Linked DNA regions of Homo sapiens: region 1 is linked to region 2. A link is a loop called in an ENCODE intact Hi-C map of the cell type or tissue named here. Cell type or tissue: heart right ventricle. All regions are shown on one strand.

Evidence for each region. Hi-C counts contacts between places; a loop is a spot of excess contacts. Peaks named below come from ENCODE experiments on the same cell type or tissue, not always from the same donor. Only the 100,000 strongest peaks of a DNase experiment are listed, where the experiment ranks them.
Region 1: it touches region 2 in a loop (2.2-fold over the local background); 5 of 110 quality-filtered maps call a loop at or near these places.

The regions. Positions count from the first base shown.
Region 1 is chr2:24,418,813-24,423,812 of GRCh38, reverse strand. The region is part of intron 2 of LOC105374329 (a long non-coding RNA gene); the gene reads right to left. Among named protein-coding and RNA genes, the nearest start is that of ITSN2, 61 kb to the right of the region's middle. In heart right ventricle, a CTCF peak has its summit at 1,989 (motif pointing left); a DNase peak (open chromatin) is centred at 1,972.
Region 2 is chr2:24,718,645-24,723,644 of GRCh38, reverse strand. All of the region lies in intron 14 of NCOA1 (nuclear receptor coactivator 1), which reads right to left. Among named protein-coding and RNA genes, the nearest start is that of PTRHD1, 72 kb to the left of the region's middle. In heart right ventricle, no CTCF peak of the experiment used is centred here; a DNase peak (open chromatin) is centred at 1,984; H3K27ac peaks cover 1,887 bases.

The sequences.
Region 1 (5,000 bases), 300 kb after region 2:
TAAAAAGGTATAAAAAGAATAAATAAAATCAATGTTAATAATGCATTTTATTAATGTGTTTTATTTAACCTAATATATTTAAAATATTGTCATTTCAACATACGGCACCAGCTACATTTCAAGTGCCCAATAGCTGCACATAGGTAGTGGGTACCGTATTGAAGAGCTCAACTCAATATCCCAGAACTCATTTCCTACAGCCCCCAGGGCCTCCCAGCACCCTGCTCTCTGATCACAGATTCCAATCACATTTCCCTCCATGATCCAGGGTTTCCCTGCCACACACACTCAACTCTCCCAACCAGATAGGAGAAATTTTACTGGCTTTTTTCATCTTATTTTTTCTCTGGCTCTAAACCAATATCTGACCTTTGGCAATGTGCTTCATTTCACCTGCTCTGGTGAGAGGTAGTGAGATTTTTTTTCCTCTTTCCCTGTTTCATCTTTGTCTGTCTGGCATTTGGCATACGGCCTGGCACATGTCACTGCCTCACAGGTGAGTGACTTTGGGGCATTTAAACAGGAGGGAGGTTCGGAAGACCCGGTGAGGGTAAAATCATGAAGATCAGGCTGTTTATACCAGGTGCCTTGATGAGCTACATCTTCACCTTTGGGATAAGTGCTCAAAGCCTTCAGGCTTTCCCCCTTGAGCTGGCTTCCCATGGGCAATGGTCAGGCCAGCTGTATGGCACAGAGCCTCCCACAAAGCTGGACTCAGCAATGTCTGAAAAACCCAACTGAATCGACTTCAGGCAGAAGAGACTAGCCAACTGTGGGGCCTGAGCTGAGACTCGGGCAGGAATACCTACTGGAAATTGGCCCAGGGAGGGAGCCACGCAGCTCTCTGAGTGAAGAGTGTTCTGTGCAGCAGGGGGACGTGTTTCTGCAGTTGGAGGAGCAGCTCGCTTAGAGGGAATATCGTCCTGGATATGGCCATGGCAGCAGCCATCTCACCAGGCCGGTTCCACACTATGGTTCTGAGAGTTGTTACTGGAAGCTCAGCTGAGAGCCTGTTCTTCCAGCCCTTCCAATGCTTATATGAGCTACTTAATAAATCCCTTTCTGCCTAAGCTAGTTAGTATAAACTTTATTGTTGAAACCAAGAATCTGACCCAACGTAATTAATTATAGTATCAGTCTTAGGGTTTTCCTTTATACTGTTAAGTGCACTTATATCTCTGTTATCTGAGGCAAGGGTCTGGGGAAATGGGCATGGTTACCAATGGGAATATAAATTGGTAAAATGTCTGGAAGGGTATGTTGGTAGTATTTATTTAAATTATAAAGGCACTTACCTTTTTAACCAGTATTCTAATTATAGGCATTTGTTCTGCAGATACACTTGCATATATAGAAGCTGAGTTATGTACAGTTGCAGCATTGTGTGTGAGAACAAAATATTTTAAATCACCTGAAAGCAACAAGAAGAAACTTTATCTTGATGAAATGACTAAGCTGCTTTTACCTGGAACTTTAATATATGTGAAGGAAGGCTGTCTTCTATGGTGATAATCCAATTAAGGTAAGAAGGAGATCCAAACCAATAGCTAGAGATTGCATATTGCAGGCACAGCTGGCAGGACTCAAACTGTCCAACACAAGTGGATACTCTGGGATGCAAAACCAAAATATCTGGCTTAGAACAAGCTTTTGTGCAGGCCAGTTATTGAGGCTCCCTTGGACCCCATTTGAGACCACAAAGGGGCAGGGGCACCAGGGTGAGGAAAGACTCTTGGCACCGTGATGACACAGCGTGGAGGGACAGCTATCAGTCATAAGCAGCCCTGCAGATGCTAGCCTCTCTCTGTAGAAGAGCAAAGGGTAAACCAGCTCACACAAGCACACATATGAATCCCTGCTGGGATCATGGGGACTCAGGTAGGGGTTTGCCACTCTGCTCTGGTGCCTCCCATAGCAAAGAGGCTGTCTAGGAGGCAGGGGCTCTAGGAGACGCTATTCATGTTGTATTCCACGTCAATGGCGCCCCCTGGAGAGAAGACAATTTGGATGTTGCCCATTGGAAATAGTGTGTGTCAACCCTGCAGGAAAAGTGCCCTCATTCAAAGGTGAGAAGTAACTAAAAGAGAAACAGCACACAAATCTTTAGGAAAATACAAGAAGGAGAAAGGAGGAAATCAATAGGGAAACAACTGGCAGGTAAAGAATACAGAAACATCTTGCCTCAAAACTGGTGAAAATCATGACCAAATACAGTAGTCCCCTGCCCTTATCCACAGAGGATACGTTCCAAGACCCCCAGTGGATGCCCAAAACCACATTTAGTACCAAACCCTATATACTATGTTTTTTTCCTATATGTGCTTTTTTTTTTTTTTTTCCTGAGGCAGAGTCTCACTTTGTTGCCCAGGCTGGAGTGCAGTGGCGTGAACTCTGCTCACTGTAACCTCCACTTCCTGGGTTCAAGCCATTCTCCTGCCTCATCCTCCCAAGTAGCTGGGACTACAGGCATGCACCACCATGCCCGGCTAATATTTGTACTTTTAGTAGAGAGGGGGTTTCACCGTGTTGGTCAGGCTGGTCTTAAACACCTGGGCTCAAGTGATTCACTCGCCTCAGCCTCCCAAAGTGCTGGGATTACAGGTGTGAGCCACCGTGCCTGGCCCCCTATATGTGCATGTCTATTTGATAAAGTTTAATTTCTAAATTAGGCACAGTAAGGCTGGGCTCAGTGGCTCACACCTGTAATCCCAGCACTTTGGGAGGTTAAGGCAGGAGGATCACTCAAGCTCAGGAGTTCCAGAGTAGCCTGGGAAACATAGCAAAACTTTGCCTCTACAAAAAGTAATATTAGTCAGCATTGTGGTGCATGCGTGTAGTCCAAGCTGCTTGGGAGGCTGAGATGGGAGAATCACTTAAGCCCAGGAGGTTGAGGCTGCAGTAAGCCATCATGGAGCCTCTGCACTCCAGCTTAGGTGACAGAATAAGACCCCATCTCAAAAAATAATTATCATCATGAAAAATTAGGCACAGTAAGAAATTAATGACAATAACTACTAATAAAATAGGACAAATTAAATAAAGTAATATAATGAAAGTTATGTGAATATGATTTCTCTCTCTGCATTGCACCTATTTTTGGACCCTGGTAACTGAAATTGAGAAAAGTAAAACTGTGAGACTACCATAAATCTCCATAAACTCTAGGAACTAAAGTAAAAATAATCTCTATATAACAAGCACTCAAAGCAGAGATACAAGAGTTCAAGGAAAAAAATGACAAAGCAACTGAAGATGAAAAATGAGCTGGCACTAATGTTTTCTTTGAGGTAGAATTACATAAAGTCTTAGATGTACAGTCTGATGGATTTTTTTTTTCAAGTAACCATACCCATGTAACTACCACTCTGCTACAGATATGGAACATTCTCCGCATCCAAGAAGACTCCTTCCTGCCCCCTTCCAGTCAAAAGTAATTGCTGTTTTGATCTCTATCATCCACCATAAATTAGTTTTGCCTATTGTTGAATGTCCTATAAATGAAAACATATAGTAGATGTTCTTCTATGTCCAGGTTCTTTCACTTTACCTTATGCCTGTGACAGTCATCTACATAGTTGTGGATAGCAGTAGTTCATTCTTTTTCAATATTGTGTGGTATTCCATTATATGACTATGCCACAATATATTAATGCATGAATTTTCGAGTTGTTTCCGTTTGTGTTATGAATAAAGCTGCAATGAACATCCTTGTGCATGTCTTTTGGTGAATATAAGCATTCATTTTCATTAGGAATATACAAAGGAGTGGAATTTTTAGGTCATAGAGTATATGTATATTTCACTTTGGCACCATTAAGTTTTCCAACGTGGCTGTACCAATTTAAATCAGGAACACATGCTCCATATCTTTGCCTCCATTTGGTTTTCCTTTTAGTTTTAGCCATTCTGGGAACAGCACCTCATTGGTTTTTTCACTTACATTTCCCTGACACTTCGAACCTTTTCATGTGTTTATTTATTGTGAGGTACCAGTTCAAGTCTTAGCCCAGTTTTTATTGGTTTGTCTTGCTTACTGATATGGAGTTCATTATATATTCTGGACAGGAGTCTTTCATCAGATATGTAAATACAAATATTTTATTCCCATCTGTGTCTTGCCTTTCACTCAAATGATGTCTTTTGATGCAAAGAAGTTTTTAATTTTAATCAGGTCCAACATCAATATTCTATTTTATATTTGGTAATTTGTGCTCCCTATTTAAGAAGTCGTTGCTTACCTCAAAGTCATGAAAATAGTCTCCCACTTTCACATTTACTTTTATGATCCATTTCAAATTAATGTTGATGTATGGAGGGATGCAGGAGTCAAGGTCCATTTCTTTTCTATATGGGTAGCCAGTTAACCTAGCACCATTATTGAAAATAACACCTAAGCCAGGCATGGTATTGTGTGTGCCCCAGCCACTTCAGAGGCTGATGTAGGAGGATGTGAGCCCAGGACTTTAGAGCCAGCTTGGGCAACAAAGTAGAAACCCATTTCTTAAATTTATCTGTTTTTTTTTTTTTTTGTGAGACAGTCTTGTTCTGTCACCCAGGATGGAGTGCAGCGGCATGATCTCAGCTCACTGCAACCCCTGCCTCCTGGCTTAAAGTGATTCTCATGTCTCAGCCTCCCAAGTAGCTGGCAGTATAGGTGCATGCCACCACACCCAGCTAATTTTTGTATTTTTAGTAGAGACGGGGGTTTCACCATGTTGGCCAGGCTGGTCTTGAACTCCTGATCTCAAGTGATCTGCCTGCTTTGGCCTCCCAAAGTGCTGGGATTACAGGCGTGAGCCACTGCACCTGGCCACTGCGCCCGGCCGAGCCCAATCTCTTAAATTAAAAAAAAAAAAAAAGAAAATAACATCTTTTCCCACTAAATTTCATTGGAATCTTGTTATAAATCAGGAGTCTGTACCTGTGTGTGTCCCTTTAGCCCAGAGAGTGGACCAGCTCGGTAAGTACTTTCTTGTCTTGCCACTTCTCCTCTCCTTCCT
Region 2 (5,000 bases):
ATATAGATTAAAATGACATTGAGATACCTAAAAGAATAAAACCATCAGATGGGCAAAAATGAGAAAGTACATAATTCAATGTATTGGCAAGGATATGCAGAAATGGAAACATTATCAGTTAGGGTGTAAGCTGAAACAACTGCTGGAAAGGACTATTTGGCAATATCTATCTTTTGACCCAGCAATTCTATTCAGAACTTGTATCTCAGATATACCGTCACATGTGGTAAATTATCTCTACATAAGATTATTCATTACAGCTTTGTGATAGCAAAAGATGCCTATCAGGCTACTGGTTAAGTAAATTCTGGTACAACTGTAAGAAGTTGTACAGCTATAAAAAAAGAATAAAGATGCTCTTTATGCACTGATACAGAATGACATCCATAGAACATTAAGTGAAAAAGTGACTAAGATACAGAACAGCTAATGTGTATAGTATGACACTATTTGTATTTTAAAAAGGGAAGTCTATGTACGTAATTTTTGAAGGTACAGAAAAAACGATACTGCCAGGAAAGATATTTTTCACTATATATTTTAAAAACTTTTTTGAATGTTGAACCGTGAATATCTTAATCACTAAAAATAAATAAACAAATATACAAAAACCATGAAATGTAACTTCAAAGGATTTTTTTTTTTTTTTTTTTTTGGAGACAGGGTCTCACTGTCGCCCAGGCTGGAGTGTAGTGGCATGATCTCGGCTCACTGCAACCTCCACCTCCTTGGGTTCAAGTGATCCTCCTGTCTCAGCTCCCCAAGTAGCTGGGACTACAGGTGCATACCACCATGCCTGGCTAATTTTTGTATTTTTTGCCCATGTTGCCCATTTTTCACCATGTTGCCCAAGCTGAAAAATGGATCTTTTTAGGTACTGAAAATGTTGCATACGAAAATAGTGATTTTTATAGTTATACAATATTTTTGATTTACTGTGAATTAATAAGATTAAAAAAAAATTATCCCAGAATGTTTATGTTCACAGAACACAAAAACAACTGCCTCACACGGTCATTCACTTATTCCAGTGATGTCAATGCTTAAATATTTTTGGAATTCTTCAGGAACTATCTCAACCAGTCCACAGGTCCTTCAAGAAAATAAGTTTCCTCATAGGTACACTTTTTAGTTTTTGATTTAAAAAAAACAGCATTATTCTTTTTAGATCAACGTATTTGGTTCCACATGACTGGAAATTTTCAAAAGTGAAATCTACCCTCAAACAATAGGGATTTGAAGATAGTCAAAAGGACACAGCAAAGGTTTTGAAGGTACTGACAAACAGGCATGCTGTACACATTCTGATCAACAGTACCCTCATAAAAGCTATCTCCATTGAAAAAGCAGTATTTACCTGGATGTGCTCTGGTAGAACATTTCTAACAAAATTACTTAAATCACTTGGCCACACTGCTTGGGTGTGTGTGTGTGCATACACACAACATGTTTTGAAACCAGGTGGATTGAGATTTAAATCCTGGTTTATTCTACAAATACTACTTTGGGGAAGTTTTTGTCTGTGTGTGTTTATGTGTCTCCCTTTTCTCTGGACCTTTGTTTTCTCATTTGTAAACGAACCCAAGGAGACTTGTGGTTCAATGTGGCAGATATATCACTTATATTTTATTTTCTCTTCAAAAACACCACTGAAATAACTCAAGAAAGAAAAAAGGGGAACACAAATCTACAGCCGAAGGAAAGGCAGAAGAAATTTTCATGGCAGAAGACTAAAACAACGAAGAATTTCTGAAAGACAAAACACAAATGGAAACAAACTGATTGTGAAACTTCAACTAAACTAAAACACTTGCAACAGGAGAAAGAGATTTTCCAAAGAGAGGAATTTTCCCAGAACACCAGAACAACTCCAGGCTCAGTGGTCATTTGAGCAAATAAAGGAACAGGCCATGGGCAATTGCTGGATAATTATGGATGGCTGAACAGCTGCTGCCAGGCCATTGCTCTGAGTGCAGCTGACTCTGGCACCTGTCCATGGGATTACAATTGTGAGCATATGACTCAAAATGGGAGTTCTGCCCAGGGAATCTCCCAAAGGGGGTGCTAGGGCTGCCACAAGGGGTTTCCCCACCTCCAAGGCCTATTCCTCACAACAACTGAGAAGTAGGGCTTCTATAATCAGAATCTACATTCACTGCCAGGGGAAAAGGGCTTCTCACTTTAGCTAAAGAAATACACTAGCTACCAGTATTTTAAAATTCTAGATCTTTTTCAATATATATGGAGAGACAGTCAAAATTTACCAAACATTCAAGAAAAGTCAACAGGAGAAAGAAAGCAACTTTAATGAAGAAAGTAATGTTGAAGAAAAAAGAGTTAGTATAGAAAATGAGTGAACCCCAAATTACAATAAATATCATCATACAGATTAAAAAGTCTATTGCATCCATAAAAAGTAATAGACTCCTAAGAAAAAGAATGTTTAGAAATCTTAAAATTATAGCTATGATGAAATGATCTCAATAGATGGACTGAAGGGCAGGATGGACATAGCTGAAGATTTAGTTTTGATCTGGAAAGTTGAGCTCAGAGATTCTCTCAGAATACAGTGCAAAATGGCAAGGAAAAGAAAAGTATAAGAGAAAAAGATAAGTGTCATGGGGGATAGAGCCATTACTTCTAACTGTGTATCTCAGGTGGTGAAGGAGGATGATAATTAAACTATCCTATGCAAGATATTTGTACGTGACACAGTTCAGCTAAGATTGAAGACTAAAGTAAGGAAAGGTGCTTGATTTTCCTGGGCGGGCACAAACTTAAGATGTGGGCCAATCAATAATAGACTCTGGTTCTAGTAGACAGTAGTGATGGGACAATTTAGAGGTAAGAGTGGGGCAGAGAATTAGAAGTGATTCTTTTCTTCTTCTCTTTATACGCTATCATATTTTTGTTCCCATCTTTTTTCTTTCTTTTTCCTTCTGCAATCCTTAATTCTTTTTTCCTTTTTCACACCCAACTTGTTTCCTTAGCCTTATGGTCTCTGAATTCTTTTTTCTTTCCTGTCTATATCTACACATTGTAGACTGGTTGTCTGCATCTACTGACCTCCCCCATATCTACCTTGGTATCTTCCCCTCTATGCTCTTGGCCTTTGCGAACATATTAGCACGAGGTGAAACAGATTCTGGCCTATTTACATACTTTCACTTATGGAGCTGTACTCCGGAGGGGAAGCCTCAAGGGAGAAAAAAGCTGTTTGCCTCAATACAGACTATGACAGAAAACACCCCACTTTCACAACTTGCAAAGCTAGCAGATACTATTTCTATTAACTCTAGTTTTTATCAAGTTAACACACACACATAATTTTATAAGTCAGAACCAAGAGGCCCATAATAAATAAAGCAGTTTCTTGCCTCACCCCTTCCAGTCACTTAGTTACCTCCTTCTCAATAGAGGCAACCATCTGCAACTCTGAAAACTGTTTTCTTTGGCATTGCCTATTTATTTCTAAATATGCATATATTGCTATTTCTTGATGTCTCCATTTTAGATTTACTGACTTCCCCTCATTATAGATGAGGTCTTAGTTCTTCCACATGTACCTCTCTTACTACCATCCTGGTTCCCAATTCCCTAACAGAGATCATAGTTTTTTATAAAATCAAAAGCTAATATTTTGATTATGATTATGCAAATATTGCTCACTGCTAAGTCAAATTGTGCACTTTGTTCGAACCTCCTCTCTTGTGCCATACTTTCTTTTTTCTGGAGTTAATAATTTTCTTATGTTTTCATTTGTCAGCGGTTCTAGAATTTATCAGATGTTTCAACATTCTGACATAAATCTATCAATAATATTTTCTATAAACTCAAGGAGATCAATTCATTTCTTCTCTGGAGGCCTCCTTTCTAGAGGATTCGCCAGGCCCCCGGTTCAATATGCACTGGTTGTTCCCTAATCTTGTGGATCAGCTGTCATTCCTGGGCTTCCTTTCAGATCCTTTGCTTCCTCCGTCTCTTTTGGTTTTGTCTCTTTTGGTTTTCCCCTGTTTAAGGACATCTTCCAGGACCTTTGCTAGAAAAGGTGAATATATCAAGCAGATAAAATCTGAGGTCTTTTATATCTGAAAATGCTTTATTCTATCTTTACAACTACAAGAAATGTGATAGTTATTGGCTGGAAATCATTCTACTCTCAGATATTTCTAAACTAAACTTCATTGATGTATAATTTACATACAATAAAATGCACCCATTTTAAGTTCAACAAATTTTGTACAGTTCAACAAATTTTGAGAAAGGTATAAACCCAGGACTTTCCACTCAAATCAAGAAAACAGAATATTTCTATCACCTCTAAAATTTCCTTCATGTTCCTTGGCTATCAATCTTCCTAACTCAGGCAAACAATGATCAGACTTCTATTACTACAGATTAGTTTTGCCTGTTTGAGAGCTTAAAAAAAATCTGAATATATATGGCTTTTTTCACTTAGCATGTTTCCAAGAGTAATTCATCCTATGTAATAGTATTATAGTTCCTTCCTTTTCATTGCTGAGCAGTGTTTCATTTTATGAATACACCACTTACTTGTTGACAGACATTTAGTTTGTTCCGGTTTGGGGTTTTTTTTTTTTTTTTTTTTTTTTTTTGGGACAGAGTCTCACTTTGTAGTACAGGCTGGAATGCAATGGTGCGATCTCGGCTAACTGCAACCTCCACCTCCCAGGTTCAAGTGATTTTCGTGCCTCAGCCTCCCTAGAAGCTGTGATTACAGGCGCCCGCCACCACACCTGGCTTTTTTTTTTTTTTGAGACAGAGTCTCATTCTGTCGCCCAGGCTGGGGTGCAGTGGCGCGATCTCGGCTCACTGCCAGCTCTGCCTCCCGGGTTCAGGCCATTCTCCTGCCTCAGCCTCCTGAGTAGCCGCCCGGCTGATTTGTTTTTTTTTTTTTTGTAGTTTTAGTAGAGATGGGGTTTCACCATGTTAGCCTAGTTTTGTATTTTTTTTTAGTAGAGATGGAGTTTCACCATGTT